Linked DNA regions of Homo sapiens: region 1 is linked to region 2. A link is a loop called in an ENCODE intact Hi-C map of the cell type or tissue named here. Cell type or tissue: heart left ventricle. All regions are shown on one strand. Links, peaks and the distances in the headings refer to the core of each region. The heading gives the core; the rest is flanking DNA.

What was found. A loop is a pair of places that touch in the nucleus more often than their neighbours do. Peaks named below come from ENCODE experiments on the same cell type or tissue, not always from the same donor. Only the 100,000 strongest peaks of a DNase experiment are listed, where the experiment ranks them.
Region 1: it touches region 2 in a loop (2.4-fold over the local background); 90 of 110 quality-filtered maps call a loop at or near these places.

What each region holds. Positions count from the first base shown.
Region 1 is chr19:55,359,269-55,372,789 of GRCh38, forward strand. It overlaps IL11 (interleukin 11), which reads right to left and starts at 11,195. Exons shown (of 5, transcript NM_000641.4): 1 at 11,036-11,195; 2 at 9,501-9,673; 3 at 9,215-9,301; 4 at 8,942-9,103; 5 at 5,114-6,909. The coding sequence starts at 11,042. The coding sequence ends at 6,739. GARIN5B (golgi associated RAB2 interactor family member 5B) reads right to left here and starts at 3,992. Exons shown (of 11, transcript NM_001145402.2): 1 at 3,649-3,992; 2 at 3,310-3,464; 3 at 2,977-3,235; 4 at 2,142-2,166; 5 at 1,906-1,970; 6 at 1,732-1,835; 7 at 1,585-1,637; 8 at 1,425-1,501; 9 at 1-711. The coding sequence starts at 3,798. RefSeq lists enhancers at 228-357, 477-977, 9,450-10,291, 11,135-11,975, 12,711-13,521 and 1 more, a silencer at 9,958-10,137 and a cis regulatory region at 12,891-13,521. In heart left ventricle, for the core only: no CTCF peak of the experiment used is centred there; DNase peaks (open chromatin) are centred at 9,073, 9,483, 10,073, 10,963 and 1 weaker place; H3K4me3 peaks cover 608 bases; H3K27me3 peaks cover 5,815 bases.
Region 2 is chr19:55,294,275-55,310,462 of GRCh38, forward strand. BRSK1 (BR serine/threonine kinase 1) reads left to right here. Exons shown (of 19, transcript NM_032430.2): 7 at 55-123; 8 at 7,238-7,384; 9 at 7,863-7,894; 10 at 8,423-8,593; 11 at 9,037-9,134; 12 at 9,393-9,552; 13 at 9,776-9,836; 14 at 10,277-10,646; 15 at 11,047-11,095; 16 at 11,189-11,312; 17 at 11,978-12,176; 18 at 14,365-14,454. It also overlaps a transcript of TMEM150B not described here. Among named protein-coding and RNA genes, the nearest start is that of BRSK1, 18 kb to the left of the region's middle. RefSeq lists a silencer at 8,967-9,261. In heart left ventricle, for the core only: CTCF peaks have their summits at 7,719 (motif pointing right) and 7,919; DNase peaks (open chromatin) are centred at 7,667, 8,482 and 10,275; H3K4me3 peaks cover 417 bases.

The sequences.
Region 1 (13,521 bases), core at 5,522-13,521, 67 kb after region 2:
AGGGAGGAGTAGAGATTTCTTCTTTGGAGCAGTGGGGGACACAGCCTTCTGGGGAATGGTAGGTACAGATGGGGCCTTCTGAGATGGGGGTGGGGTCTTCTGGGGTGGGGCAGGTACGGCTGAGGCCTTTCGGGGAGAAGCTGACGCAGCTGAGGCCTTCCGGGATGGAGCAGGTATGGCTGGGGCCTTCTGGGATGGAGCAGGTACGGCTGGGGCCTTCTGGGATGGAGCAGGTACAGCTGGGGCCTTCCGGGGAGGAGCTGACGCAGCTGGGGCCTTCTGGGGAGGAGCCAATCCAGGTGGGGGTTTCCACGATGAAGCAGGTACAGCTGGGAGCTTCTGGGACTGGTCAACAAGGAACGGTGCCTTACAAGATGTGACAAGGCCAGATGGGGCCTTCTGGCAGGGTGGTGGCCCCGGCCCCTGGTGGGAGCCCATAGGCCCGGCCTTTTCCCTGCCCCTGGGGATGGAAGAGTAGGGTGTGGAGAGGCAGGCAGCCGGGGGATAGGGAGCCAGACCGGAGGCAGCAGACGACAAAGTGCTGCCCCCAGAGTCCATGAGGTCTTCCGTGTCCTGATGCCACAGGCACGGGTCCAGGGAGCTGCAGGAGCCCAGAAAGAAGCCATCAGGGCTGTCAGCTGAGACACAGTGTGAAGGGCTCTCAACCACATGTCCCTGGCCTGTGGCTTCATCAGATGCAGATGTGCAGGCCTGTAGGTGGACAGAGGGGAGAGGATACATGGTCAGGATGCATGGAGACCCCAGACCCGGGAGGGCAGACCCCTGCTCCCTCCTCCCTCAGACTCAGGAGTCCAGGCCCCAGCCCCTCCTCCCTCAGACTCAGGAGTCCAGGCCCCCAGCCCCTCCTCCCTCAGACCCAGGAGTCCAGGCCCCCAGCCCCTCCTCCCTCAGACTCAGGAGTCCAGGCCCCAGCTCCTCCTCCCTCAGACTCAGGAGTCCAGGCCCCCAGCCCCTCCTCCCTCAGACTCAGGAGTCCAGGCCCCAGCTCCTCCTCCCTCAGACTCAGGAGTCCAGGCCCCAGCTCCTCCTCCCTCAGACCCAGGAGTCCAGACCCCCAGCCCCTCCTCCCTCAGACTGAGGAGTCCAGGCCCCAGTCTCTCCTCCCTCAGACTCAGGAGTCCAGGCCCCAGCTCCTCCTCCCTCAGACTCAGGAGTCCAGGCCCCCAGCCCCTCCTCCCTCAGATCTAGGAGTCCAGGCCCCCCACCCCTCCTCCCTCAGACACAGAAGTCCAGGCCGCAGTTCCTCCTCCCTCAGACCCAGGAGTCCAGGCCCCCCACCCCTCCTCCCTCAGACCCAGGAGTCCAGGTCCCAGCCTCTCCTCCCTCAGACCCAGGAGTCCAGGCCTCCAGCCCCTCCTCCCTCAGCTCTGGGGCCTGGGCCCTGCCCCGGGTATAAGGCTGGCCTTTGGAGAGGACTGTGTCTGGTTGGCGGTGCTGGAAATGATGCTGAAGATGGTCCAGGTGGTGATGCTGGTCTTCTCTGGATGGGGGAGCCGTCTGAGCCCTTTGGGGCAGGAACCAGAGCCACACACTGTGGCAAGGGGTGGGGTGGGTTGATCTTACCAGGCAAGCGGATTTGGGTGTGAGTTCTGTCGGGGCGGGGGTCTGAGTGGGACCTGCAGGAGCAATACCGTGGGACTTTGGTGGCATCTGGGCTGGGGTCTCCCACCTTCTCCCACCCACCCACCGGCAACAAGACCCCACGCCCACTTCTTTTCTGCAGGTTTCTTCCTGACGTCAGCATGCTCCAGCTGCGACCAGATGAGGGGCACAGAGTCGCCCACGGCCTGAGACTTGAAACTGCGCTTGAGCGCCTGGAGTGGGTGAGGAAGGGACGGTTAGACAGGGGCAGCCCCTTGGGCCCACACCACCCCGCCGGCTCACCTTGGCCTTCCTCTGTCTCTGAGCAGCCACCGTCTTATGCGGAAAGTTGCGCTCAGCAACCCTGACTGGGAAGAGAGGAGACATCCTGGGTCAGGGACCCCAGGGGAGGGCACGAGGACCTACCCCAGGAGCTTGTGGAGGGCCCCACCAAGGAAGGGGGAAGAGCCAAAGGGTGCAGCTCTGTCCCTGCGACGGGGAGAACCCAGAGGTCCTGACAAACAGCAGGGCCTGCTCACCTGCATGTCTGCTGATGGGCTGGTCCTGCAGAGATAGAGGGAGGCAGGAGGGGCCCGGGCTTCCACATCTCCATAACCTACCCAGCGAGAGGCCTAGGCCCCCTCCTGCTCCCAGGACCTGACGATCCAGCTCCTCCTGCCTCAGACCCAGGAGTCCAGGCCCCCAGCCGCTCCTCCGTCAGACCCAGGAGTCCAGGCCCCCAGTCCCTCCTCCCTCAGACCCAGGAGTCCAGGGCCCCAGCCTCTCCTCCCTTGACTCAGGGGTCCAGGCCTCAGTTCCTCCTCCCTCAGACCCAGGAGTCCCCAGCCCCTCCTCCCTCAGACCCAGGAGTTCAGACTGCCAGCCCTCCACCCTCAGACCCAGGAGTCCAGACCCCACAGCCCCTCCTCCCTCAGACCCAGGAGTCCCCCAGCCCCTCCTCCCTCAGACCCAGGAGAGTTCAGACTGCCAGCCCTTCACCCTCAGACCCAGGAGTCCAGGGCCCTTAGCTCCTCCGTCAGACCCAGGAGTCCAGGCCCCCAGTCCCTCCTCCCTCAGACCCAGGAGTCCAGGGCCCTTAGCTCCTCCCTAGACCCAGGAGTCCAGGACCCCAGGCCCTTCTTCCCTCGACTCAGGGGTCCAGGCCCCCAGCTCCTCCTCCCTCAGACCCAGGAGTCCAGGCCCCCAGCATCTCCTCCCTCGACTCAGGGGTCCAGGCCCCCAGCCCCTCCTCCCTCTACTCAGGGGTCCAGGCCCCCGGCCTAGACTTTGGGCTCTTGGTCGCAGTCCCCTCTGGATCTGGCCGGAGGGTTCCTGGGGCCTGCCATGCCCTGGTCTGTGGAGCTGGGATCCCACCTGCAGGTGCCAGGTGGAGGCAGGCGCTTCGGCCAGCGGCATATCCAGGGGGGCCGTGCGCGTGGTCCTGGGGGTCCAGGTGGGAGCCGGCTCCTGAAGCAGGTTGATGAGGCGGACCCAGCAGTGGAACAGGAAGCCCACCTCGTTGTCAGGGGCGTCCAGGGCCAGGTAGTACTGGCGGCCCGAGACCAGGCGCAGCTTCAGGCGCCAGGCAGAGAGGTCATGGACGCAGAGGTGGACGAGGTCCAGGGGGATCATCCTGGGAGAGGGAGAGGGGAGCGTCTAGAGCAGGAGGGGTGGAGGGGGCGGCCGAGGGGTTGGGGGATGCGGCACCTGGTCAGCACGAGGCCGGAGCAGTCCCTGTCCTCGGCGGGCTGGCCGATCAGCAAGATGTCAGGCAACACCAGGCCTGGCAGGGAGGCGGCCACGCCCATGGCCAGCCGGTTGGTTCTGTGATTCACGAACACTGGGCCCCCTTGATGGGTCACCTGGGGCAGCCAGGGAGAGGGGGCTGGGACCACTCCTTCCTCCAGCAGCCACAGCCTGAGCCTCCCTCCTGATCGTCCCCCACACAGTGACTGCTAAATCCCGTTCCCTCTCAAGATCCCCCAGCACGGGGGGCCTTGCTTCCCCTCTGTCCCTCTCAGCCCCGGGGCACTGGGAACTGGAGACCTGAACAAAGTTACTCTCGAACATGGGCAGCGGACGGAGGGGCAGGTACTCGCCCTTCTGGAGGGTCTTTTGCAGCTCCCCCAGAACAGGGACCCACTTCGGGGTGCCCTGGAGCGGCTCAAGGCACCTCCTGTTTCGAAGCCAGATCATGGTGGCTGTGGTGGATGGGTACTGGTTTAGGGACCCAGAACCCAGGCGTGCAGGCCTCCCAGCCCCGGCCCACCAGCCTTGACCCGTGGGGCTTCACGGGTGCCTGGAGCTCAGCGTTACAGAGCGTGGAGATGCCCCAGGCTGGGAGACTCGGGCCTCCGCCATGGCCCTGCCAGGGTGGACAGCAGGGGTCTGGGGGAGGAGCCTCTGGTGGAGGGGCTTTGTGACCTCATCGGACACACAGGGGCCTCTTCCAGGAACTCTCCGGGGACTGTGGGCTCCCTTCTCCTCCAGGGATACAGCCTGGAGTTTTTTGTTTGTTTGTTTGTTTTTTGTTTTTTGAGATGGAATTTCACTCTTGTTGCCCAGGCAGTGAGCTTAGATTGCCACACTGCACTCCAGCCTAGGCAACAGAGCGAGACTCCATCGCAAAAACAAACAGCCCTATGCAGTGCGGGGCCCCAGGCGAGGCTCAGACCCTGCCTCCACGGAGGAGGCACGATCACCCAGACAGCTCTGTGGAGGCAGGGTCTGAGCCTCGCCTGGGGCCCCGCACTGCCTAGGGCTGTTTGTGATGTGATCTCGGCTCACCGCAACCCCCGTCTCCTGGGTTCGAGCGATTCTCCTGCCTCAGCCTTCCGAGTAGCTGGATTGTATTTTTAGTAGAGACAGGGTTTCTCCATGTTGGTCAGGCTGGCCTTGAACTCCTGACCTCAAGTGATCCACCCGCCTCAGCCTCCCAAAGTGCTGGGATTACAGGCGTGAGCCACCGCGCCCAGCCAGCCTGGAGTCTTGAGGGCTATGATGGGTGAATCAAAACTCCGGGCCCAGGATGGGCACCTCCAACCCCAGACTCAAACTAGTGACGACACGGGGCCCCTGGAAGTCTGTCTGGGTTATTGTAAAGGGAAAAGTAACTAAAGCATTTGAATTATCATCCCTACTCTGCCATTGACCCTTCTCTAGGCCCTGGGTAAGACCCAAATCCTTACTGAACCTGTTTCTCCATATCTCATGTGTGTGCATGTGGCGAGGATTCCTCAACACCGACTTGCAAAGAGAGCTTTGGGAAAGAGCCAGACACGGCGCAGAATCCCACTTCCACCTCTCCCTAGCTGTGTGACTTTGTGCAACAGAGTCCCCACTCCTTGTCTGAGACTCAGTTTCCCTCGCCTGTAAAACAGGGCGTATTCAAGAGTCCAGGAGGATTGTGTAAGTAAAAAGCCCACACTTAGTGCACAGCCCTGACAGGCTCAATCAGCGGTCAACTTTGTCCCCTCCTGAGGGCTTATTTTTGGAGAGGAGGAGGCTGATATTCTGTTATTCTAAAAATAGTGTTTATTATTTTTAAAATGTGTCATGCAAAATACACAGTCATGGCAGAAATTCTGTAAAATACAGACAATCATACACATTAAAAGTCACCCACAATCCCACCTCTCTCCTTTGACCTGGAGACAGTCATTGTCAACATTTTGGCGTATTTCCCTTTAGGATTTTTGTTTTAATCCATATATAGAAAGAAAAACACAAAATTGGGATCACAGCATGCAGTGGTTTTGTAGCCTGCTGTTTCATGTCAGGACATCATTCTTTCTTTTTTGAGACAGGGTTTTGCCATGTCTCGCAGGCCGGTCTCGAACTCTTGGACTTCAGTGATCCACTCGCTTCGTCCTCCCAAAGTGCCAGGATTACAGGCGTGAGCCACCATGCCTGGCCAATGTCAGGATATCTTTCTATATCCCAAGCAAGCCTCTCTCCTTAGCCTCCCTGAATGACAGTCCCTGCTCCGGGCGGCTGGGTGGCGTTCTATCCACAGATGCACCATGTTGCTTAACCCTCACTGTTGGATATCTAGATTGTTTCCAGTTTGCTATGGTGAACACAGCCATAATGAACCATCTTGACCTTGCAGCTTTGTCCCATACGGGTACTGTTGATCACAGGGTGACTTGTGGAACCTTCCATTAAATATTTATTGAAGACCTATGGGTCAGGTGTGGTGGCTCACACCTGTAATCCCAGCACTTTGGGAGGCCGAGGCAGGAGGATCACCTGAGGTCAGGAGTTCGAAACCAGCCTGGCCAACATGGTGAAACCCTGTCTCTACTAAAAATACAAAAGAAATAAATAATTAGCTGGGCATGGTGGTGCACACCTGTGATCCCAGCTAATCGGGAGGCTGAGGCAGGAGAATTGCTTGAACCCGGGAGGTGGAGGTTGCAGTGACCTCAGATTGCCTCACTGCACTCCAGCCTAGGCAACAGAGCGAGACTCCATCTCAAAAAACAAACAAAAGGCCCTATGCAGTGCGGGGCCCCAGGCAAGGCTCAGACCCTGCCTCCACAGAGCTGTCTGGGTGACCGACCCATCTCCCAGTCGCTGCCCCGCCCACTCGGGACCTCCACCTGAATGGAGGTCTCCCCTCCACCTGCCCTGCCCCAGTTACCCAAGCATCCAGCCCCAGCTCTCAGACAAATCGCCCTCAAGTGGATATGTATGACACATTTAATTCCCTGTTCTCTGTCTCACAAAGGTTTCTCACATTTTTGTACAAAAACCCAGGCTTCCCTTTCCCCTCCGTCCCCACCCCAACATGAAAAGTAATTGCTTAAATAAATAATATATGTTCCTGCCCAGGCCTAGATGGGGAAGAGCCAGGGCAGAAGTCTGTGGACAGACTTCTTGGAGACCCAAGAATCCGGGACCCCAGTCCCCTCCTCCTCGGGGACCCAGGAGTCCACCTGCCTCCCACCCCTGCTCCTGAAATAAATAAGTATAAATAAGGCACAGATGCCCCCCAGGCCTCACGGAAGGACTGTCTCTAACTAGGGGGAGATAATGGCGGGGGGATCACCTGGCTGTTTCGCCCCCAGTACTGAAATAAATAAATAAATAAGATCTGGCTTTGGAAGGACGGTGGTGGCTTTGGGCCCCGGGTCACAGCCGAGTCTTCAGCAGCAGCAGTCCCCTCACGGCCCAGTCAAGTGTCAGGTGCAGCCCCCCCAGGATGGCGTGGGCGGCCCTGATGCCCCCCCAGGCTGAGGAGGGGGGCGCCAGCGGGGGCGCCGGCGGGTCCGGGGGTGGCTGGGGCAGGGCCAGGCGGGACATCTGTGGGGAGAGGAGAGAGGTGAGTCACAGGTAGGGGGTGCAGCGGGGGTGCAGGGCAGGGGTGCTGTGGAGCTGCAGCTGAATCGGGGCTGCATATTCACAGGGGGACTGTGGCGCGTGGGGTGAAGTGTTTAGGCCGGGAGCTCTTCAGGCTGTGGGGTTCCGAAAATGGAGGCTGGAGTCAGGACGGGCTTCCAGAGCTGAGTGTGGGGGTTGGGGGTGAAGTCTGTGGAGTCAGGGCTGGCATCTCGGTTCTAGGTGAGGGATCGGGCCTGGGACTGTTAGAGTCGCCGGGGCTGGAATCTCAGAGCTGGGTTTTTGTTGTTGTGGCTGCTGTTAGAACAATTAAGAAGCCAGGCGCGGGGGCTCACGCCTGTTATCCCAGCGCTTTGGGAGGCCGAGGCGGGCGGATGGCCTGAGCTCAGGAGTTTGTGACCAGCCTGGGCAACACGGTGAAACCCTGTGTCTACTAAAATACAAAAAAATTATCCGGGTGTGGCAGTGTGCACCTGAAGTCCCAGCTACTCAGGAGGCTGAGGCAGGAGAATCGCTTGAGCCCAGGAGGCGGAGGTTCCAGCGAGCCGAAATGGCACCATTGCACTCTAGCCTGGGCAACAGAGCGCGAGACTCTGTCTCCAAAAAATAATAATAATAATAATAATTAAGAAACAGAGTCTTGCTATGCTGCCCAGGCTGTCTCAAACTCATGGCCTCAAGAGGTCCTTCTGCCTTGGCCTCCCCTGCCTTGGGATTACAGGAGTGAGCCACTGCTCCCCACCAGAGCTGGGGTTTTACAGACAGTATCTGAGGTCTGTGGGCTCGAGTCTAGGGTCAGGCCCTGGATCTCAAGGCTGAAGTCTTAGAGATGGGGTCTCTGGGTTCAAGTTCAGGAACTCATGGGTGAGGGCTGGAGTCTCAGAGCTAGAAGTTGGAATTTGAGATCCAGGGTCTTTGGAGTTAGGCCCAAGAACCAGGGTTTGAAGTCTTCTGGTCTCAGGGCTTTGGGCCTGGCTTTGGAAGTGAGGGTCTTGGAGTCGTACAGGCGCAGGCTCAGGATCTGAGGTGTCAGGGTTTTCGATGTTGGGAGTGAGACATAGGGCCTCAGGGCTCGGGGTCTAGGTCCTGGAGGTCTTGGGTTTGTACAGCCAGGGTCCCAAGGCTGGCTTTGGGTCAAGGTCTTGTATCTTAGGGCCTGGGATCTTTAAGATGTCAGGATCTCAGGGCTGGGGCCTGGGGTCTCAGGGTCTGGAGGTCCATGGTTTTCTTTTCCTTCTTTTTTTTTTTTTTTTTTTTTTTGAGAGAGAGGGAGTTTTGCTCTTGTTGCCCAGGCTGGAGTGTAATGGTGCGATCTCGGCTCACTGCAACCTCCGCCTCCCAGGTTCAAGCGATTCTCCTGCCTCAGCCTCCCAAGTAGCTGGGATTACAGGCATGCACCACCACGCCTGGCTAATTTTGTATTTTTAGTAGAGACAGGGTTTCACCATGTTGGTCTGGCTGGTCTTGAACTCCCGACCTCAGGTGATCCACTTGCCTCGGCCTCCCAAAGTGCTGGGATTACAGGCGTGAGCCACCACGCCTGGCCAGGTCCATGGTTTTCAATGTCATGGGGCCAGGGTCTCCAAGTCTTGAGGTGAGGATTTGAATTCTCAAGGCTTTGGGCTTCAGGATGGGGTCTTGGGTCTTAGGGGCTGGGATCTGGGGACTTTGAGGTCATGGATGATGGAGTCTCAGGGTCTTGGGTGAGAATTTGAAGTTTCTGGGCAGGATTTGGGGGTCTAGGGCCTCAGGGTCTCAGGGCCACAGGATCTTGGGACTGCAGGGTCAGGGTCTCAGAGCAGGACTGTTAGGGTCAGGGTCTCAGAGCGGGGCTGTTACGGTGTCAGGGTCTCAGAGCGGGCTGTTAGGGTGTCAGGGTCTCAGAGCGGGGCTGTTGCACTCGGGTCTGGGGTCTCAGGCTTCAAGGACTCAGGCCACAGGATTTTGGGGCCAGGGGTGGGGGTCTGGGGTGTCAGGTCTTGGGGCCAGGACATACCAGGAGCTGCAGCCGGCGCAGCAGCCGGTCCAGTCGGGCCTGCAGGGTGCCCAGCTCGGGCTCCAGGGTCTTCAGGGAAGAGCCACCTGCCCGGCGCAGCCACTGCACGTGCCGCAGGTAGGACAGTAGGTCCGCTCGCAGCCTTGTCAGCACACCTGGGAGCTGGGGATAGAGCCGGGACATCAGAGAACACCCGACCAGTGCCCCTCATCCTCCCCGCCCCCTTCACTGCCTGCCTCCCACCTTGTCCCCAGCCCACTCCCTTGCCCTTACCTGTAGAGCTCCCAGTGCCCCCGCACTCATGGCCAGGGTGGGCAGGGAATCCAGGTTGTGGTCCCCGTCAGCTGGGAATTTGTCCCTCTGGCAGGGAAAAAAGCTGTGAGGTGGCCCCTGCCCAGCCTCGGGGCTCCCTCCATCCCCCACGCCAGGCCCCCAACTCTTCCCCTCCCTCACTCTGCCACCTGAGAGCCCAGAACCCCTCCAAGTGGCTGCCCGCAGACTCCTCTCCGTTCCTCTCTGCCTCTCACTCCTGTGCTGGCCCCAGCCCAGTCTCTCCTACCAGCTGTGCAGCCAGCTGCCGCGTGTCCGCCAGGAGAGAGCGGGTCAGGAGCACGGTGCTGTCCAGCTCGGCCCGAGGGTCTGGGGAAACTCGAGGGGGGCCAGGTGGTGGCCCAGGGGCGACAGCTGTATCTGGCCACAGGCTCAGCACGACCAGGACCAGGCGGCAAACACCTGGGGGCAGGATAAGGCAGAGAGCTCAGGCTGGACTCCGGGTCTGAGAGAGGAGGGCCTGGGCCTGGACTCCCGGGTCTGAGGGAGGAGGAACTGGGGTCTGGACTCCTCCTGGGTCTGAGGGAGGAGAGGCTGGGGGCCTGGACTCCTAGGTCTGAGGGAGGAAGGCCTGGGGTCTGGACTCCTGGGTCTCGGGGAGGAGGGTCTGGGGCCTGGACTCCCGGCCTTAGGGAGGATGGAGCTGGAGGTCTTAAGTCCCAGGGTGGAACGCCCGCGGGCAGGTCGCAGGGCCAGGCGGGCTTCCCTCTCCCTCCCTGGCTCTGGCTGCCCCGCCCGTCGGAGCAGACGCGGCCCGGGGCGGGTAGACGGGCCGGGCGTCTCCCGTCCGCCCCCGGACGCCGGAATCTGGGCCCCGGGGCGGGGCATGGTGGGGGAGGCACAGGCCAGAACCTGCCCCCTCCCCGGGCCGCGGGAGCCCGAGCTGGCTGGGAGCAGGGGAAGGAGCCAGAAGCCAGGACGGAGCCCGGGAGACACGGACCTCTCCCACGGGAGACCCCTTAGACGCCCTCCCAGGAGCCCCGCCGGGTGGGCGGCAGAAGCCCGGGCCGCAGCGCACCTGGGCGGAGAGGGGCAGAGCCATGGGCCCGGCCGGGCCGCGGGAGCGGGAGAGCTGGCGGCGGGGGGCGCGGGGGGCGCGGGGGGCGCGGGGGTCCGGAGCTCGCTCCCCGCAGCCCACCCCGGCCGCCCCGCCCACCCGGCCACCCGCCAGCCAATCAGCGCTCCCCGGCCGCCCGCGCCTCGCACACCCCCAGCCCGCCCCCCGGGCCCGCCAGCCGTCGGTCTGTCCGCGCCTCCGTCGGCCGCATCTGCCCGGCTCTCCCCGCTTTCCCCCCGCGCCCAGTCTCTCTCCTCCCCCCGGCTGGGGTCGCTACTCCCTGGCTTGCTCCGCTCTCCGCGGACCCTGCCTCAGTTTCCCTCCGGAGCCTCTCTGCCGGAATCCCAGGGAGTCTCCCGGTCCCCGCGGGCTCCCTGGGGCCTGGGTCGATGGGGGTCACCTCCCTCCCGGCACCAGTCCCTGCGTCCCTGCCCCTGCTCGGTCTCCGCGTCTCGCTCCCTCTCGGGGCCCTGTCTGGCCCGTCCCTCCTGCGGCGCCTCTGATTGGCTGCCTCCATCCGCTCCTGTCTGTGTCTCTCTCTGCCCATCTCCTCCGCCGCCTCCTGTCTCCGAAGCTGCTCTCCTCCCCGGCTGCCTGTCTCCGGGTCCCTCTCTGTGCGACTCAGCGGGGTCTGCTCCCACCCCCGCCGTGGGTCCCTCTCCTCCCTGCCTCCCTGTCCCCTCCACCCTCCCCATGAACCAACTTACAGTTCATGTCCCCACAGGGCCAGGGGTTCCCCAGGGCAGGGGGCAGGGAGCCGGGGGCCTTTAACCCTTCCCTGTCCGCTGCCGGGGGAGCCCCGAGGGTCAGCTGGGCCGCGGCCTGGGGAGGGGAGGCATGTGCCCTGAGCAGCAGGGCCGCGGCAGTGAGGGAGTGTGGACGCCTGGGGGGTTATATAGGGGGCTGGGGCGGGCGGGCGGGGGGCAGGCGGCAGGGGAGGGCGGCCTGACACATCCTGACTCACCCTCCCTGCCTGCCTTTTCCATTCAGACGGAGCGGCTGCCTTGCAGGGCTCACGCCGCCGCGCTCGGAGGAGGGCACGGAAGGAAAAGTTGGAAAAGTTGAAAAGGGAAAGGGGGGGGTGGTCGGAGAGGGGCTGGTGAGGTCATTGGCGTCCCCTCCCTCCACCTCCACGGGCCGGAGCAGACACTCAGGCTCAAGCGCTGGGGCCCGACTGTGGGTGGGGGTCCGGCTGGACCAGGACTAGCAGAGAGAGATGGGGAGGCAGGAGGACGGAAAGGCAGAGAAAGGCCGGACGGAGGGACAAGACAGGGGCCTGGAGAGGTGGAGGCAGGAGGAAGAGGGAGTGGAAGGGAAGGAGAGAGAGAGAGACACACACACACACAGAGTGAAGGACAGACTGAGACAGAGACAGGGAGATGGAGATCCACAGAGATGGAGGCAGCCAGAGAGACACACCAGAGAAGCAAAGAGGATCAGAGGGGCAGCCCTGGAGACAGAGGGAGAGGTTCTGGGAGTCAGAGATCAGAGAGCGGGAGGAAGACAGCAGGAGGGACTTGGGGAGACCCAGGGAGACCCCGAGGGGAAAGGAACAGAGACACCAAGACTCTGAGACAGAGGATGCCGCAGCTGAAGAAAGGCACCAGGCAAACAGAGACACGGGGCAGAGTGACAGGGACGGAGAGGCCCCAGGGACAGAAAAGGGGAGACAGAGATATTAGAAAGACAGAGACGCTGAGATGTTGGGGACTCAGCAATGGGGGCAGAGAGTAAAAGCCTTTCTCATTTTTTGTTTGTTTTTTGTTTGTTTGTTTTTTGGTACTGAGTCTCACTCTGTCACCCAGGCTGGAGTGCAATGGCGCGATCAATGGCACAATCTCAGCTCACTGCAACCTCCACCTCCCGGGTTCAAGCGATTCTCCTGCCTCAGCCTCCCAAGTAGCTGGGATTACAGGTGTGCGCCACCACACCCGGCTAATTTTGTATTTTTAGTAGAGACGGGGTCTTACCATGTTGGCCAGGCTGGTCTCGAACTCCTGACTTCGTGATCCGCCTGCCTCGGCCTCCCAAAGTGCTGGGATGACAGGTGTGAGCTACCGTGCCTGGCCTCGTTTTTGGTTTTTTTGAGACAGAGTCTCGCTGTGTCACCCAGGCTGGGGTGCAGTGGTGTGATCTCAGCTCACTGTAACCTCCGCCTCCCAGGTTCAAGTGATTCTCATGCCTCAGCCTCCTGAGTAGCTGGGATTACAGGCACCCGCCACCATGCCTGGCTATTTTTTGTATTTTTAGTAGAGATAGGGTTTTGCCATGTTGCCCAGGCTGGTCTCAAACTCCTGAGCTCAGGTCATCCTCCCGCCTCAGCCTCCCAAAGTGGTGGGAATACAGGTGTGAACCACCACGCCTGGCCTTTTGAAAAGCCTTTCTCAAAGAGGCAGGTGGAGACAGGAAGGAGGAGGAGAGACGGAGACTGAGGACCAAGAGGCGCTGAGACACTCCATAGAGGCAAGACCTCCATGTGCGACTCTCCCCCTCTGTGCCTCAGTTTCCTCATCTGTGAAGGGGGGTTAATGATGCACCCTCATCCGCCTAAATGCCACGATGAGGATAAAGCGAGCTCATTCACGTGAAGCACAAAGTCAGTGCTGACCATCCTTATTCCCCTCGTTAACTTTTCTGAACACATCAGGGACACAGAGAAAAAGATGTCGCCTTCGAGAGAGATGGGGCAGGAGCAAGATGGGGTGAAGACGGGACAGTGGGGACACGGAGACAGTGGCCAGAACCACCGGGGCCAGAGCCCTGGACGTCACCGCACAGAGGTGGAGGCAGGAGAGGAGTGCAGGGGGGAGGGGACCCACAGGCCAGGGGGGAGGCAGCGACGCCTACCCAGGCTCACAGTGGGCCAGCCCCAGGCATGGGGGCAGAGGAGACCCGGGATTCACCACAGAGCAAGCGAGGGGCAGAGGTACCAAGCCATGTCCCCGAGAGCCCCCAGACCTAGATGGCAGGGAAGGACAGGATGGGACTGAGAGCGCGGAGGTGGTGGGGGCTCTGAGGCTCTGTGCAGACCCCCTCGTGTCAGCCTCCGAGACTGCCGGGCTGGTTGGAGGCTTCCCCTTCCCAATCCAGCACCACTGGAAGGGCAACTGCTCAGGTCCCCAAGGAGGTGAGGTCACAGCCCCCCCACGGTGGGACATGACCTCATCGCCTCAGGTAAGAGCTCTCTCTCCCT
Region 2 (16,188 bases), core at 3,138-11,137:
GGGGTGGAGGCAGCAGTGAGGAGCGATGAAGTCACAACTGGCCTTCCCTTCCAGGGGGAAAAATATGATGGCCGCCGGGCAGACATGTGGAGCTGTGGAGTCATCCTCTTCGCCCTGCTCGTGGTAAGGCGCCCTCACCTCTCCTGTCATTTCTAGATCAATCCCACCTGGTGGGAGCATAGGACAGTACCTTCCATCCTCAGGTCATCTCCTGAATTTATTTATGAATTTTATTTATTTATTTTGAGACAGAGTCTTGCCCCGTCGCCTAGGCTGGAGTGCAGTGGTGTGATCTCAGCTCACTGCAACCTCTGCCTCCCAGCTTCAAGCAATTCTCCTGCCTCAGCCTCCCAAGTAGCTGGGATTGCAGGCGCCCACCACCACTTCCAGATAATTTTTGAATTTTTAGTAGAGACAGGGTTTCGCCATATTGGCCAGGCTGGTCTCCAACTCCTGACCTCAGGTGATCCACCTGCCTCTGCCTCCCAAAGTGCTGGGATTCCAGGTGTGAGCCACTGAACCCGGCCTATTTATTTATGTATTTTGAGACAGAGTCTTGCTCTGTTGCCCAGGCTGGAGTGCAGTGGTGCAGTCTTGGCTCACTGCAACCTACGCCGCCCGGGTTCAAGCTATTCTCCTGCCTCAGCTTCCCGATTAGCTGGGACTACAGGTACCTGCCACCATGCTTGGCTAATTTTTGTATCTTTAGTAGAGACGGGGTTTCACCATGTTGGCCAGGTTGGTTTCGAACTCCTGGCCTCAAGTGATCCACCCTCCTCGGCCTCCCAGAATGCTGGGATTACAAGTATGAGCCATCGTGCCCGGCAGCTGAATTTATTTTATTTTTATTTTTATTTTTATTTTTTGAGAGAGGATCTCTCTCTGTCGCCCAGGCTGGAGTGCAGTGGCGCCATCACGGCTCACTGCAGTCTCAATCTCCCAGGCTCAAGCAGTCCTCCCGCCTCAGCCTCCCGAGCAGCTGGGATTATAGGCTCTTGCCAACACGCCCAGCTAATTTTTGTATTTTTCACAGAGACAGGGTTTCGCCTTGTTTCCCTGGTCGGTCTCAAACTCCTGGGCTCAAGTGATCTGCCCACCTCAGTCTCCCAAAGTGTTGGGATTACATGCGTGAGGCCACCGAACCCAGCCCATCTCTCGAATATTTCACTGGTAATGGGAAAGATACTACATTAACCAACAGACCAAGATCCTGGAGTTCCCCCACTCTGTGGGGAGCTAACCTTTTCATTCACAGAACTGTGGGTTAAAAAGATAAAAGAACTATGGGATAGTCTCCAGGAAGAACCCCAGAAAGGAACAAGTCATCCAGGAGCACCTGGAGGGCTTGATACAATGACTGTTTACCAGCTGATTCTAGGGCATTGTGATACTGTAATAACAAGTATAACCAGGCCGGGCACGGAGGCTCACACCTGTAATCCCAGCACTTCAGGAGGCCGAGCGGAGGCAGATCACCTGGGGCCAGAAGTTTGAGACCAGCCTGGCCAACATGGTGAAACCCCATCTCTACTAGAAATACAAAAACTAGCCGGGCTTGGTGGCGCATGCCTGTAGTCCCAGCTACTCAGGAGGCTGAGGCAGGAGAATCGCTTGAACCCAGGAGGTTGAGTTTGCAATGAGTTGAGATCGCGTCACTGCACTCCAGCCTGGGCGACAGAGTGAGACCCTATCTAAAAATATATATATATAGCCAGATCGTAGGCTATCAGCCCTGCTCCTACCACAGGGCCTTTCTGCCTGGGACACTCTGCTACCTATTAGCCTTGTTGCTCACCTAGTTCATATCTAGACTTCTTCAAGCTCTCTGCTCAGTTGTCACATTTCCAGGAAGCTTCCCCTGCCCCCACTCCTCCTCCCCACTCCTGTAAGGTCAGACCCCCCTGTGGTAGGCTCCCTTCTTCCTGGCAACGATCAGAGTTGTCGCTGTGCATTTTGTTGCCTAATTCGTTGAGTGGCATCTCCCTTCCCTTCTGTATCATCAACTCCCTGAGGTCAGGGCCGATGTCTGGGGCATCTGTCTTTGTGTGTTTTATTTCATTTTGCTGGCTTGCCTTTGCAAACCTAAAGTTGACACATGTAAGTCCCCAGTGAACACCTGTAGTGAGAATAAATCAGCAGTTGTCCGGGCGCAATGACTCACGCCAGTAATCCCAGCACTTTGGGAGGCCAAGGTGGGAGGATTGCTTGAGCCCAGGAGTTCAAGACCAGCCTGGGCAACATAGCAAGCAAGACCCCATCTCAAAAGAAAGTTAAGAAAGTAGCCAGGCATTGCCGGGCGCGGTGGCTCACGCCTGTAATCACAGCACTTTGGGAGGCCGAGGTGGGCGGATCACGAGGTCAGGAAATCGAGACCGTCCTGGCTAACGTGGTGAAACCCCGTCTCTACTAAAAATACAAAAAAAATTAGCCGGGAGTGGTGGCGGGCGCCTGTAGTCCCAGCTACTCGGGAGGCTGAGGCAGGAGAATGGTGTGAACCCGGGAGGCGGAGCTTGCAGTGAGCCGAGATCATGCCACTGCACTCCAGCCTGGGCGACAGAGCGAGACTCCGTCTCAAAAAAAATGAAAAAAAAATTAGCCAGGCATGGTGGCACCTGCCTGTAGTCCCAGTTACTCAGGAGGCTGAGGTGGGAAGATTGCTTGAGCCCTGGAGGTCAAGGCTGTAGTGAGCCATGATCATGCCACCGAACTCCAGCCTGGATGACAGAGTGACACCTCGTCTCAAAAATAAATAAATAAATAAGTAATAAGTAGAAAAGAAAAAGAATACATAAGTTTTTTTGTTTGTGTGTGTTTGTTTTTGAGACGGATTCTTGCTCTGTCACACATGATGGAGTGTAGTGGCGCCATCTCGGCTCACTGCAACCTCCACCTCCTGGATTCAAGCGATTCTCCTGCCTCAGCCTCCCAAGTAGCAGGGACTACAGGCATGTGCCACCACGCCTGGCTAATTTTTGTATTTTTAGTAGACATGGGGTTTCACCATTTTGTCCAGGCTGGTCTCGAACTTGACCTCCGCCCGCCTCTTCCTCCTGGAGTGCTGGGATTACAGGTGTGAGCCACCACGCCCAGCCATAAGCAGTTTTTTTAATGTCAGGCACTGTTCTGATCATGTTATTTCACACAATTCCCTCAGCAGTCCCAGGGAGGGGAAGTGACTGGCCCACGGGCACGCAGCTGATAAGCCGCAGGCCTGGGGTCAGTCCTTGGTCTCTTAACCACCAGGCTACATAACGGATACTAAGGGCAATGAGGCCAGCTCCAAGCTGGCTTCCTGGGGCTCACCACTCCATGGGGAGAGCAGCCGAGGTGCTCTGGAGACGAGCTAAGAATGTTCAGAACTCAGCCCTTCTTCACTTGGTGGCTAAAAGCCTGGTTCTGGAGCCCATCCAGCCGAGTTCCAATCCCTGCTCCCTCTCCCTGAGCGAGCCAGTCACCCTACCTCAGTGTCCTCATCTGCACCGTGGAAATACACATCATACCTATCATTGTAAGGGTTTTGTTTTCATTTTTATTTTATCTATTTATTTTTTCATTTTGAGACGGAGTTTCGCTCTTGTCGCCCAGGCTGGAGTGCAATGGTGCGATCTTGGCTCACTGAAACCTCCACCTCCCAGGTTCAAGATTCTCCTGCCTCAGCCTCCCAAGTAGCTGGGACTACAGGCACCTGCTACCATGCCTGGCTAATTTTTTTGTATTTTTAGTAGAGATGGGGTTTCTCCATGTTGGCCAGGCTGGTCTCGAACTCCTGACCTCAGGTGATCCACCCGCCTCAGCTTCCCAGAGTGCTGGGATTACAGGCGTGAGCCACTTCCCCCAGCCCACTGTGAGGGTTTAAATAAATGCTGCACGTGAAGCCCCTGGCACAATGCTTGATGATTATTATTAGTAGTTTATTCTTTTTTTTTTGTTTCTTCTTTTTTTTTTTTTTTTTTTTTTTTTTGAGATGAAGTCTTAGTCTTGCTCTGTAGCCCAGGCTGGAGTGCAATGGCTTGATCTTCTTCGCGGCAACCTCCACCTCCTGGGTTCAAGTTATTTCTGGCTAATTTTTGTATTTTTAGTAGAGATGGGGTTTCACCATGTTGGCCAGGCTGGTCTTGAACTCCTGACCTCAAGTGATCTGCCCACCTCAGCCTTCCAAAGTGCTGGGATTACAGGCATGAGCCACCGCACCTGGCCTAGTAGTTTATTCTTGTTCCAATAGTTCCTCATCATTTGCAGATTCCATATTTGCAAATTTGCCTACCTGTCAAAATGTATCTGTAACCCAAAATAGTCCTGGAGGTGCTTTCACAGTCATTGGCAGACATGCCCAGAGCAGGGGAAACCTGAGCCGCCCACCCAAGGTGCAGGTTTCCGGCTGAGGTCAAACAAAGTGACCCTGTTTCAGCTCTCATCCTGTAAACAATCCCCCTTTCACCACCTATTTCGTGTCACGTTTTTCACATTTTTGTGTTGTTGGTGGCAATTTCGTTGTTTAAAATGGCCATGAAGCCAAGTGCTTCTGAAGTGCCGTCTGGTGTTCCTAAGCGCGGGAGGCTGTGATGTCCCTTCTGGAGAAAGCCCCTCTGATGGGCATGCTTTGTTCAGGAATGACTTGTAGTGCTGCTGGCCATGAGTTCCGCGTCAATGACACAGTACATATGAAAGGTGTCTTTAAGCTGGGTGCGGTGGCTCACGCCTGTAATCCCAGCACTTTAGGAGGCTGAGGCGGGCAGATCACGAAGTCAGGAGTTCGAGACCAGCCTGGCCAATCAGGAGGCTGAGGCAGGAGAATCGCTTGAACCCGGGAGGCGGAGGCTGCAGTGAGCCGAGGTCATGCCACTGCACTCCGGGCTACAGTGCTAGACTCCGTCTCAATAAAAAAAGAAAAGTGTCTTTAAACAGAAACACATACAAACAAGGTCATGTAATGACTGGTTGACAAAAATGTGACGAGAGGGTCAAAGGAAGCTTACTAACTATAGTTCCTCCAGTAGCCGTGACTCGTTCACTAGTTGAGAGTTTGCAGTGACTTTATAGAACAGAACTCTCAAGAATAACAAGAATCAACTGTATTGTTGTTATAATTTGTTTTGGTTTTTTTTTTTGTTTTGTTTTTTGTTTTTTTTGAGATGGAGACTTTCTCTGTCACCTAGGATGGAGTGCAGTGGTGTGATCTCGGCTCACTGCAGCCTCCGCCTCCTGGGTTCAAGTAATTCTCCTGCCTCAGCCACCCGAGTAGCTGGGATTACAGGCGCCCGCCACTTTGCCCGGCTAAATTTTGTATTTTTAGTAGAGATGGGGTTTCACCACGTTGGCCAGGCTGGTGTCAAACTACTGAACTCAAGTGATCCTCGCCCCTTGGCCTCCCAAAGTGCTAGGATTACAGGTGTCAGCCACCATGCCCAGCCTGTTGTTATAATATTTAATCCAGACCGTACCCTTCCTGGCAGGATCATTATGTCCGTTTCACAGAGGAGAGGAAACTGAGGCTCTGTGCTTGAGCATCAGGCAACCAGAAGTCAAACCCAGGCTTCCGCACCCTAAGATCGGCATTCAGAGGTGCCTTCTCTGTATCTCCCCATTCTCCGTCCACAGGCCTCAGATACCAGGGGCAACTGGGAGCTTGCAACACCCGGAAAAGCCCTCAAAGGCTCACACCATCACCTCCCATGAGTCTTTGTCCATGGGGGGTCACCTTGGCTCCCCTCCAACCCTTGCCCTGGTGATTGGAAGCATTCCCTCCCGTCCCGTATGATACGTTCGCTTGTTTGTTTCCTGTCCCCTCTGGAATGCAACTTCTCTGCTCATTCCACCACCTTTGCTGATGACTTGAGTGTCGAGTGTGTGTCAGGCAGCGTCCCAGGCCAACTCCAGGAGGGCAGGGATGTGATTTTGTCCCCTGCTTCATGGCTGGTGGCTACGTCAGAATGCAGGATGTGGTGGGGTCTATGGTCAGTGCGTCACAGCAGCCAGCCTGTAACAGTCCTGACTGTGGGCCCAGCACTGTCATGTACTAGGTCAGTTCATTCTGATGCAGTCCGTGAGGTGGGTGCTGTGACGACCCATTGCCATTTTCAGAGCAGTGACTTGCCTGAGGTCATGCAGGTATAAGCCCCAGAGCAAGGATTCAAAGCAAGGCAGGGGACCAGGTGCGGTGGCTCACACCTGTAATCCCAGCACTTTGGGAGGCTGAGGCGGGCAGATCACCTGAGGTCAGGACTTCAAGACCAGCCTGGCCAACGTGGTGAAACCCCATCTCTGCTAAAAATACAAAAATTAGGCTGGGTGTGGTGGCTCACGCCTGTAATCCCAGCACTTTGGGAGGCTGAGGCAGGTGGATCACTTGAGGTTGGGCATTTGAGACCAGCCTGGCCAACATGGTGAAACCCCGTCTCTATTAAAAATAAAAAAATTAGCCGGGCATAGTGGCATATGCCTGTAATCCCAGCTACTCGGGAGGTTGAGGCAGGAGGATCGCTTGAACCTGGGAGAGGCAGAGGTTGCAGTCAGCCAAGAACACCTCATTGCACATCAGCCTGGGCGACAAGAGCGAAACTCCATCTCAAAAAAGAAAGAAAGAAAGAAAAGAAAAGGTGTCAGCAGGGCCCTGCTTCCTCTGGAGGCTCTAGGGAAGGATCCTTCCTTGCCTCTCCTAGCTTCTGGTGTCCTTGGCGTTCCTTCAGTTGCAGCTGTATCACTCCCATCTCTGCCTCCGTCATCACATGACTGTTCTCTGTGCCTGCGTCCTCGTCTCCTCTTATAAGGACACCAGTCATTGATTTAGGGCTCAGCCTCATTCAGGTCTCTGCTCCCATTGCACCTCCTGGGAGAAGCCTCACTCAGTCGCTCGTCATTGTATAGCTATTTGTTTGGAGCTGTGCAAGGGCAGAGGCCTGTTTTGTTCACTGCTGGATCCCTGACCTGTAACGGATGCTCACCTTTTGTTGAATGAGTGAATGAGAGACAACCGTTTCGAAACTGCTGTGGGGGGAAAGCTGTCTAAAAGGAACAGCCTCCACGCTGCAATTCTAGCTTCGTAAGCGGGGCTCCAAGCTGCTCCTTGCCAAGTGCCTGCTGTGCCACGGACGAGCTAGGGGCCTTTGGCAAATTGCTGAGCCTCTCTGTGCCTCAGTTTCCAACCCCTTAAGGTGGAGATCACCGTAGTTCCCCACCTCCAGTGCTTGTGGTGAGGGTGAAATGTGCTAATGAGGGGTCCTGGTTATCTCTTGCCCAGGGGGCTCTGCCCTTTGATGACGACAACCTCCGCCAGCTGCTGGAGAAGGTGAAACGGGGCGTCTTCCACATGCCCCACTTCATTCCTCCAGATTGCCAGAGCCTCCTGAGGGGAATGATCGAAGTGGAGCCCGAAAAAAGGCTCAGTGTGAGTTGAGGGGGGGACCGGCGGAGGGGGGAACAGTGGCCGATGAAGACAGAACCCCCTAGAAAAGTCATGGGGATGGGTTTCCAGAACCTGCTCGTCAGTCCCCAGGGTGACTGGGATCGCCAGCTGAGCCGCAGCCCAAGGTCCAGCACAGCTGCCGCTCCAAACTGGGGAGGGGGCTACGCAAGATTGGGGCGGGGAGCTCCAGGCAGCGGGAGGGCGCAGGAGTAAGGAGGCGAACAGGATGCCACTGCGCATGCGGCAAAGTAATGCGGCCGGTCCGGGGTACACGGAGACCGCGCGTGCGCGGGGCGATGCACTCAGTCGCCACTAGAGGGCGATGTAATATGTCATCCTGCCCCCGGTGGGGTGGGCGGGGAGATGATCAGGGACCCCAAAACCACCCCAGTCTTTCATTGCGCGCCTACATGTGCCTACGACCTCACTTCTGCTTCTCTACGACTCACCACCCTCACAGCTGGAGCAAATTCAGAAACATCCTTGGTACCTGTGAGTATGGGGTAACTGGACTCTTGGGTCCCTGGCGGAAATAGGGGAGGGGCCAAAGCAGTAGAAGCGGCTGGGAGGGGTGGGATGCCAGGGTTCCTGAGAGGCAACGGGCTAGGGACTCGGACTTATGGGTCCTGGGGGAAGAGGACACAGCTAGAGAAGGAGTCTAGGGGTCAGAGGCAGGAGGGGCTAAGCTAGGAGTCCAGGACTCCCAGGTTTGAGGGAAAAAGGGACTGGGGGCCTGGACTCCTGGATCCGAGGGAGGAGGGGCTGGGGGCCTGGACTTCTGGGTCTGAAGAAGGAGGGGCCGGGGGCCTGGACCCCTCGGTCGGAGGGAAAAGGGGCTGGAGGTCTGGACTCCTGGGTCTGAGATGGGGGGCGAGGTCTGGGGCGTCTGGATTCCTGGGTATGAGAGAGAAGGGGCCGGGGCCTAGACTCGGATTTCGGGGTCCGGGATCATTGAGTCTAGAATGAAGAATGCTGAATCTCAGAAGCCCGGTTCCCAATAATGTTTCTCCACTTCCCCAGAGGCGGGAAACACGAGCCAGACCCGTGCCTGGAGCCAGCCCCTGGCCGCCGGGTAGCCATGCGGAGCCTGCCATCCAACGGAGAGCTGGACCCCGACGTCCTAGAGAGCATGGCATCACTGGGCTGCTTCAGGGACCGCGAGAGGCTGCATCGCGAGCTGCGCAGTGAGGAGTAAGACCCCAAGACCCCTGCACCCGTGTACCCACGTGGGGCGAGCTGCAGCAGCTCCCTGCGCACATGCAGAGTGCTGGGCGAGGAACCCTGGCCTCTCATGGGGCATGGTTTGAAGCTCCCGCCTGGGAGTGATGGAACCAGCGGAGAAAACGGCCCAGAAACACGCTGAGAAAGTATTAATAGATGCTGCGACATAGTACTTACATATACATAGTACTTACAAATAGTTCTTGCCTGGATGTTAGGTGTTACAGTGTTATTATAATTGAGTGAAACACAGCTGAGATGTACCCTAAACCAGAGAAACTGACCATACTGATACCTAGAAAAAATGGAACCATGGGCAGAAATACAGGGAGCGGAGGAGACCTCCTCTGAGCATTGATGTTGGACCTCAGCCCTCTGCTACCTCTTTCCACCTTTCCCACCCCCTGCCTTAGGGAGAACCAAGAAAAGATGATATATTATCTGCTTTTGGATCGGAAGGAGCGGTATCCCAGCTGTGAGGACCAGGACCTGCCTCCCCGGAATGATGTTGGTGAGAAGGCAGGGCTAGGGGACCAGACACCTGGGTCTCGAGATTGGAAGAGGCTGGCCACGGGGACCCCAGATTCCCAAGGAAAGAAGGGGCTGCAGGCTCTGAGCTTCCAGCTTTAGACTGCTTGACTTGCTCTTTGACATTTATCAAATCCCCTCTCCACTCTAGGCCTGTTTCCCCATGTGTGCAGTTTCTGAGGCAGTTGTACACAGCTGGGTGAAACCATCTCTTGATTGGGTTGAAACTGTTGTCCCTCAGACCCCCCCCGGAAGCGTGTGGATTCTCCCATGCTGAGCCGTCACGGGAAGCGGCGACCAGAGCGGAAGTCCATGGAAGTCCTGAGCATCACCGATGCCGGGGGTGGTGGCTCCCCTGTACCCACCCGACGGGCCTTGGAGATGGCCCAGCACAGCCAGAGGTGGGAGCCCCTGTCCCTCCAGGAGGATCCACAATCCCTGGGTCTAGGAGTTCAAGATTCTAACCCCAGCTCTACCTCAAATGTGCTGTGTCCTTGGGACAATTCACCTCCCCTCTCTGGGCCTCATTTCCTCACCTGGAAGGACTGTAGAAGTGAGGGAACATCTGTGGTTTTTGAAACCCTCCCATCTGATTTTTTTTTTTTAAATCTATCCTGGAAACAGATCCCGTAGCGTCAGTGGAGCCTCCACGGGTCTGTCCTCCAGCCCTCTAAGCAGCCCAAGGGTAAGGCCAGGTCCCCAGTGGGATTTAAGAAGGAGAAAGGGGTGGAGACATGGAGCAAAGATTGAGTAGCAGAAACTACAATTCCTGTGCAGTCTTGAGACTTGCTTCTTTGTCCCTGGAGGGCCAAAGACCCAAGGCCTCCAAAGTATTTTGGTCCATTGGCCATTTCTACCTCCTTAGGATTGCATGCCTGAAGAGATTTTACAAAAGTTAGTTGAGTGCCTGCTGTGTACTAGTATCTGCACCGGCTGGGTTTTCAGCCCACAGCATGATAGAAAGTCTTTGCTATCCTTGCTCTGGGGCCTGGGAAGGAGGATACTTGGACTACAAGTTGCAGCATGCACCGGGCCAGCGTCCGTGAGTGTGCGTGTGAGTGGGGCTCCTAGAGCCTCCTGGGAGTTGTAGTCCACTCGCTTATCTCAGTCTCCTGTCCTCTGCAGAGTCCGGTCTTTTCCTTTTCACCGGAGCCGGGGGCTGGAGATGAGGCTCGAGGCGGGGGCTCCCCGACTTCCAAAACGCAGACGCTGCCTTCTCGGGGCCCCAGGGGTGGGGGCGCCGGGGAGCAGCCCCCGCCCCCCAGTGCCCGCTCCACACCCCTGCCCGGCCCCCCAGGCTCCCCGCGCTCCTCTGGCGGGACCCCCTTGCACTCGCCTCTGCACACGCCCCGGGCCAGTCCCACCGGGACCCCGGGGACAACACCACCCCCCAGCCCCGGCGGTGGCGTCGGGGGAGCCGCCTGGAGGAGTCGTCTCAACTCCATCCGCAACAGCTTCCTGGGCTCCCCTCGCTTTCACCGGCGCAAGATGCAGGGTATGGGGGCATGAACTGCCGAGTCCTAATGTGGGGAGAGGTTGGGGCTAAAAATCTGGTTCCAGGGATGTCCGTCTGGCGTGTCTAGAGAGGAAGGGACTGGGGGCCTGGATTCCCACGTTCTAGAGAAGAGGGGGTTTGAAGCAGAGGTGCACCTGTTGGGGAGAGAGGTGGGGCCTCTAGCTCTGGAGGAGGACCCCGATTGAAGGGCACGCGCCTTTGGGGCTCTGGATTACCTCCCATTGGCCCGTGGTTTGTGAGCCCCGCCCAGGAGGGATGGCTTGGCCGAGGCTGCAACCCAAGGCTCTGGAACCCTGGGAGGGGGCGAGTGCAGGCCTGTGTGCTGGCAACTGGGATGATGCACAGGTGTTGACCACGTTCTCTGCCTTCCCCCTACCAGTCCCTACCGCTGAGGAGATGTCCAGCTTGACGCCAGAGTCCTCCCCGGAGTGAGTCTCACAGGGAAGGAAAGAGTGGGGATGCAGGGGATTCATGCCCTCGGCGCCTTCCTAACCCTCCTCCAACCACCCCCTCCCACTCAGGCTGGCAAAACGCTCCTGGTTCGGGAACTTCATCTCCTTGGACAAAGAAGAACAAATATTCCTCGTGCTAAAGGACAAACCTCTCAGCAGCATCAAAGCAGACATCGTCCATGCCTTTCTGTCGGTGAGGGGCCTGGGTCCCCATCGAGCCTGGCCCCCGCAGAACTACAAGTCCCAGCAGCCCCTGGGGCTAACCACCTTAGCATAGGCCTGGCTTCCTCCTGGGGCTCATGGGATTTGTAGTTTTATGGCCAGAGTTGGTTAGAAGTCGGTAGGCAGGAAAGATTTATCGTGGCCAGAGGCCTGGAATTGGGGAAATAGGATCCTGAATTGCAATGTCCTCAAGGATTGGTGAGTTCCCATTCCCCTACTGCGAGGTTTGAAACTAGCCGAAGAAACTTCCCAGGCAATGTTAAGGCTGCCCCATTGCTGGTCTGTGGTTTTATGCCTACGGGTGGATGGGACTTAGAGTTTCTGTGACAGATATGGCTATGGGAAGCATTTGTAAAGGGAGCAAGCAGTGTTTCATGTGGTCTTGGAGTCTGAGGCTGTCACCTAGCTATCAGAGTCCTCATGATGTTAGGGGGATGTCCAACCATTCCTCCCTTACTCGCTGATAGGATAGAGAAAGCTACAAGTCCTTGCAGGCAGTGGGGCCTCCCAATGCATTTCCTGTCCTTCTTTCCCTCCAGTGGCTCATGGGACTCGTAGTTCCTTGGCCAGAGCTGGTCGTGGGGCTGGGTATCCATTTCCTGGGCTCACCCCTTCCTGTGTTCCTACCTCGCTCAGATCCCCAGCCTGAGTCACAGTGTGCTGTCACAGACCAGCTTCAGGGCCGAGTACAAGGCCAGTGGCGGCCCCTCCGTCTTCCAAAAGCCCGTCCGCTTCCAGGTGGACATCAGCTCCTCTGAGGGTCCAGAGCCCTCCCCGCGACGGGACGGCAGCGGAGGTGGTGGCATCTACTCCGTCACCTTCACTCTCATCTCGGGTGAGTCTCTTGGCTAGGCTGCCTGCAGCCCAGTGCTGGGACTGTTCACGACAGCTGAGACAGTGTAGGGGCCCAGGAGTGCAGCAGCAGGAGGAGGAAATGGTGTTCAGCTGGTGCCGACTCTCTGTGCTCCTCCTGCCCACACAGACCGCCCCACAAGCCCATCCTCTATTTCCCCACTCTCATCAGCATTTCCCTGGCATTTACAGTGTAAATAATGAATGCATTATCTCCTTGAAGCTTCCAAGCAGCCTACTGAGGTGTTAGTAATCACCCATTTTACGGAGGAGAAAACTGAGTCATAGGGAGGTCAATGGACTTGGCCAGAGTCACACAATACACTGTCGCAGAGCTGCAGCCCAACCCAGGCCTCCCAACTTCAGAGGAGAGAGCCCAGCTCTTCCTATTACTTTAAGATGGTAGAGCCAAAGGGTGAAGACACAGCACACTGCTGTCTAATATCAGTCTGCCCAGAGCAGACATTACCAATTGATGGCAGTGCTTATTCCTGCTAAGCTCAGTGGCAGCCTCAGGAACTTGAACTCCAGGCAGCCATGACCAGTCGAGGCTTGGCACAAGAAAGGAAAACCACTAAAATACCTTGCTTCCAGTTCTGCTTTCTGTTTGGTCCCTCCATCCTGATAGTGAGCATTTGGATAGGGAGGGATATCGCCGATCTCTTTGTCACCAATATTAATATGTCACAGGTGGGAGAGGGGCTTGCCCCAAAGATTTCTAAACCAAACGGCTGTGGAACTGTGGGTGTTCCGTCACCAAAACCAATTATGACTCTTTATTTTTCTGTCCCCCTTAAAGACTAACATGCAGGCTGGGCGCGGTGGCTCACGCCTGTAATCCCAGCACTTTGGGAGGCTGAGACGAGCAGGTCAGAAGTTCAAGACCAGCCTGGCCAACATGGTGAAACCTGTCTCTACTAAAAATACCAAAATAAGCCTCGCGTGGTGGTGGGCTCCTGTAATCCCAGCTACTCAGGAGGCTGAGGCAGGAGAATCGCTTGAACTCAGGAGGCAGAGGTTGCAGTGAGCCAAGATTGTGCCACTGCACTCCAGCCTGAGCGACAGAGCGAGACTCTGTCTCAAAAAAAAAAAAAAAAAAGGCTAATATGCAGACCTTTCTCAATTTTAAGACTTTTTCTGAGGCCAGGCATGATGGCTGACTCCTGTAATCCCAGCACTTTGGGAAGCCGAGGTGGGAGGATTGCTTGAGCCCAGGAGTTTGAGACCAGCCTGAGCAACATAATGGACCTCATCTCTACAAAACAAACAAAAAAATTTATACACACACACACACACACACACACACACACACACACACACAATTTAAAAAAAAAAAAAAAGCCCAGCACGGTGGCATGCACCTGTAGTCCCAGCTACTCCAGAGTCTGACGTGGGAGGATCACCTGATTCCAGGAGGTTGAGGCTGCAGTGAGCCGTGATCGCGCCACTGCACTCCAGCCTGAGTGACAGAATGAGACCTTGTCTCAAAAGAAAAAAGAAAAAGAAAAGACTTTCTCCGATTTCTTTTTCTTTTTTTTTGTTGTTGTTGTTGTTTGGTTTTTTTTTTTTTTGAGACAGAGTCTTGCTCTGTCGTCCAGGCTGGAGTGCAATGGCGTGATCTGGGCTCACTGCAACCTCTGCCTCCTGGGTTCGAGAGATTCTCTTGTCTTAGCCTCCCGAGTAGCTGGGATTACAGGCATGCGTCACCATGCCCAGCTAATTTTTGTATTTTTAGTAAAGACAGGGTTTCGCCATGTTGGCCAGGCTGGTCTCGAACTCCTGAGCAACCTCAAGTGATCTGCCCACATCGGCATTCCAGAGTGTTGGGATTACAGGCATGAGCCCCTGTACCTGGCTCCAACTTATTTTTCTTACATTTCTGGTCCTTCATGGCCTCCGCTAGAAACTAACAGCAAGCAATAGTATCTATTTGAATAGAAACCAACACCTGTTATTTGAAGTTGAAGGTATGTGAGTTTGACCGTGATCCTTAAATAGCAGCACAGACCCATTTGCAAACCGTGGATTGATGTGGCCCCAGCGGAGCAGGGGAGACGGAGATGCAGGGGGGGTGTTGTGTGCTTGGTGGAGGGACTGGGTTCTGCAGGCTGGGACGGCCTTCCCGGTCCTGGACCCCCAGTCAGTGTTTTTCTGCCCGCCTGTGCCTCTAGGTCCCAGCCGTCGGTTCAAGCGAGTGGTGGAGACCATCCAGGCACAGCTCCTGAGCACTCATGACCAGCCCTCCGTGCAGGCCCTGGCAGGTGGGTGGTGGGGCCGTGGGTGGTGGGGGGCGTGGGTGGCGGGGGCCGTGGGTGGCGGGGGGCGTGGGTGGCGGGGGGCGTGGGTGGCGGGGGGCGTGGGTGGCGGGGGCGGTGGGTGGCGGGCAGAGGTCCAGCATGAGCAGGTGCTCTGGGGTTTGGTTTGCAGAGGACGCCCAGCTGGTGGGCTCCTTCACCATTGTCGTAGCTGAGGTCTTATCTGCAGAGTTGTGAGCAGGTTCCCCGAGAGGCTGGGGCCTGAGGAGGGTCTCCTTAGCAACCTGAGGACTGGCTCCCAGGAGTCCCTAAGAAGATGACAGGCTCTGTGTTGGGGGTCAGGGAACATCCTGCCAACAGAGGTTCTGGACCTCTGTCCAGGAGGACGGTGACCCACCGTCCTGGTTTGCTTGGGACTGAAGGGTGTTTCTGGGATGCAGGGCTTTGAGTCTAAACCCAGGACAAATTGGTCACCATCTTTGCAGGTCTCACAAGTCACCTCACCCTGGGGCTAGGGCCTAATGGTCCCTAGCAACCAGAATTCTAAGCTGAGTTCATGGGAATGTGCAAGATCTTGCTCTGGGGAATCCGGCCTTCCCGGGCTCCCAGTCCTGGTCATCAAAGACTCAAATTCTCTAGCAATCAGGAGAGCAGAGGGTTTGTTGCAAAGGTGTCTTAGTTCGTTCAGGCTACTATAAGAAAATACCATACACTGGGCAACTTACAAATAACAGAAATTTATTGCTGACAATTCTGGAGGCTGGGAAGTCCAAGATCAAGCTGCCAGCAGCGTTGGTGCCTGGTGAGAGCTGCTTCCTGGGTCACAGACAGCACGTTGGTGCTGTGTCTTCACATGGCAGAAGGGGCAAGGGAACTCTCTGGGGCCTCTTTCCTAAGGACACTAATCCCATTCATGAAGGCCCCACCCTCATGACCTCATCACCTCCTAACATAACCTCCTAATACCATCACCTTGGGATTGGGTTTCAGCACATGAATTTGGGAGGATGCAGTGTTCAGTAGAGAGCATAAGGGGCACTCGCCCAAGCAACCAGAGGTAGCCAGAATTCTCAAGGGAAGAGAGCGCCTGCCCTGGAAATCAGCCCTCATTCCTGAGACACGGGGTCACAGGGGACACAGTGAAACAGGGTACTGGGCCCCATTGCAGGGCACGTGGACAGCCGTCTGCTCTGAGGGGAGTCAGGCAGCATCAGCCTCACAGGACCCATGCCCCTTCCTGGACCCCTGGACCCCGTTGAAAGGAAACGGCCCAGCGTTGAGGCCAGGAGCCAGGGCAGCTTTGGCCTTGTCACCAGAAACTCTGAGTCCCAGGGTCAGGTCTTTTGCTCTGGAGCCGTGGTTCTCAACTAGGGGAGCTGGTTTCACCCCGTGTTTGTTTTCTATGGCCGCCGTCAACAAATGACACAGCCTTGGTGGCTGAAACAACACAAGTGATTTTCGTACAGTCCTGGAGGTCAGAAGTCCCACATGGTCTCTGCAGGCTAACAGGGTGCCTGGAGGGCTGCACCTGGAGGCTCTCTGGCAGAGACTGTTTCCTTGTGTGTTCCAGTTCCTAGGCGCTCTGGTTAAGGCCCGTTCCTCCATCTTCAAAGCCAGTGACGCCATATATCCCTCTGACTGACCTTAGCTGGGAAAAGGTGACTCAGTGGGACCTGCACAGATACTCCAAGATAATCCCCCAACTCGTGGTCCCTCACCTTCCCCACAGCACAGGATCTC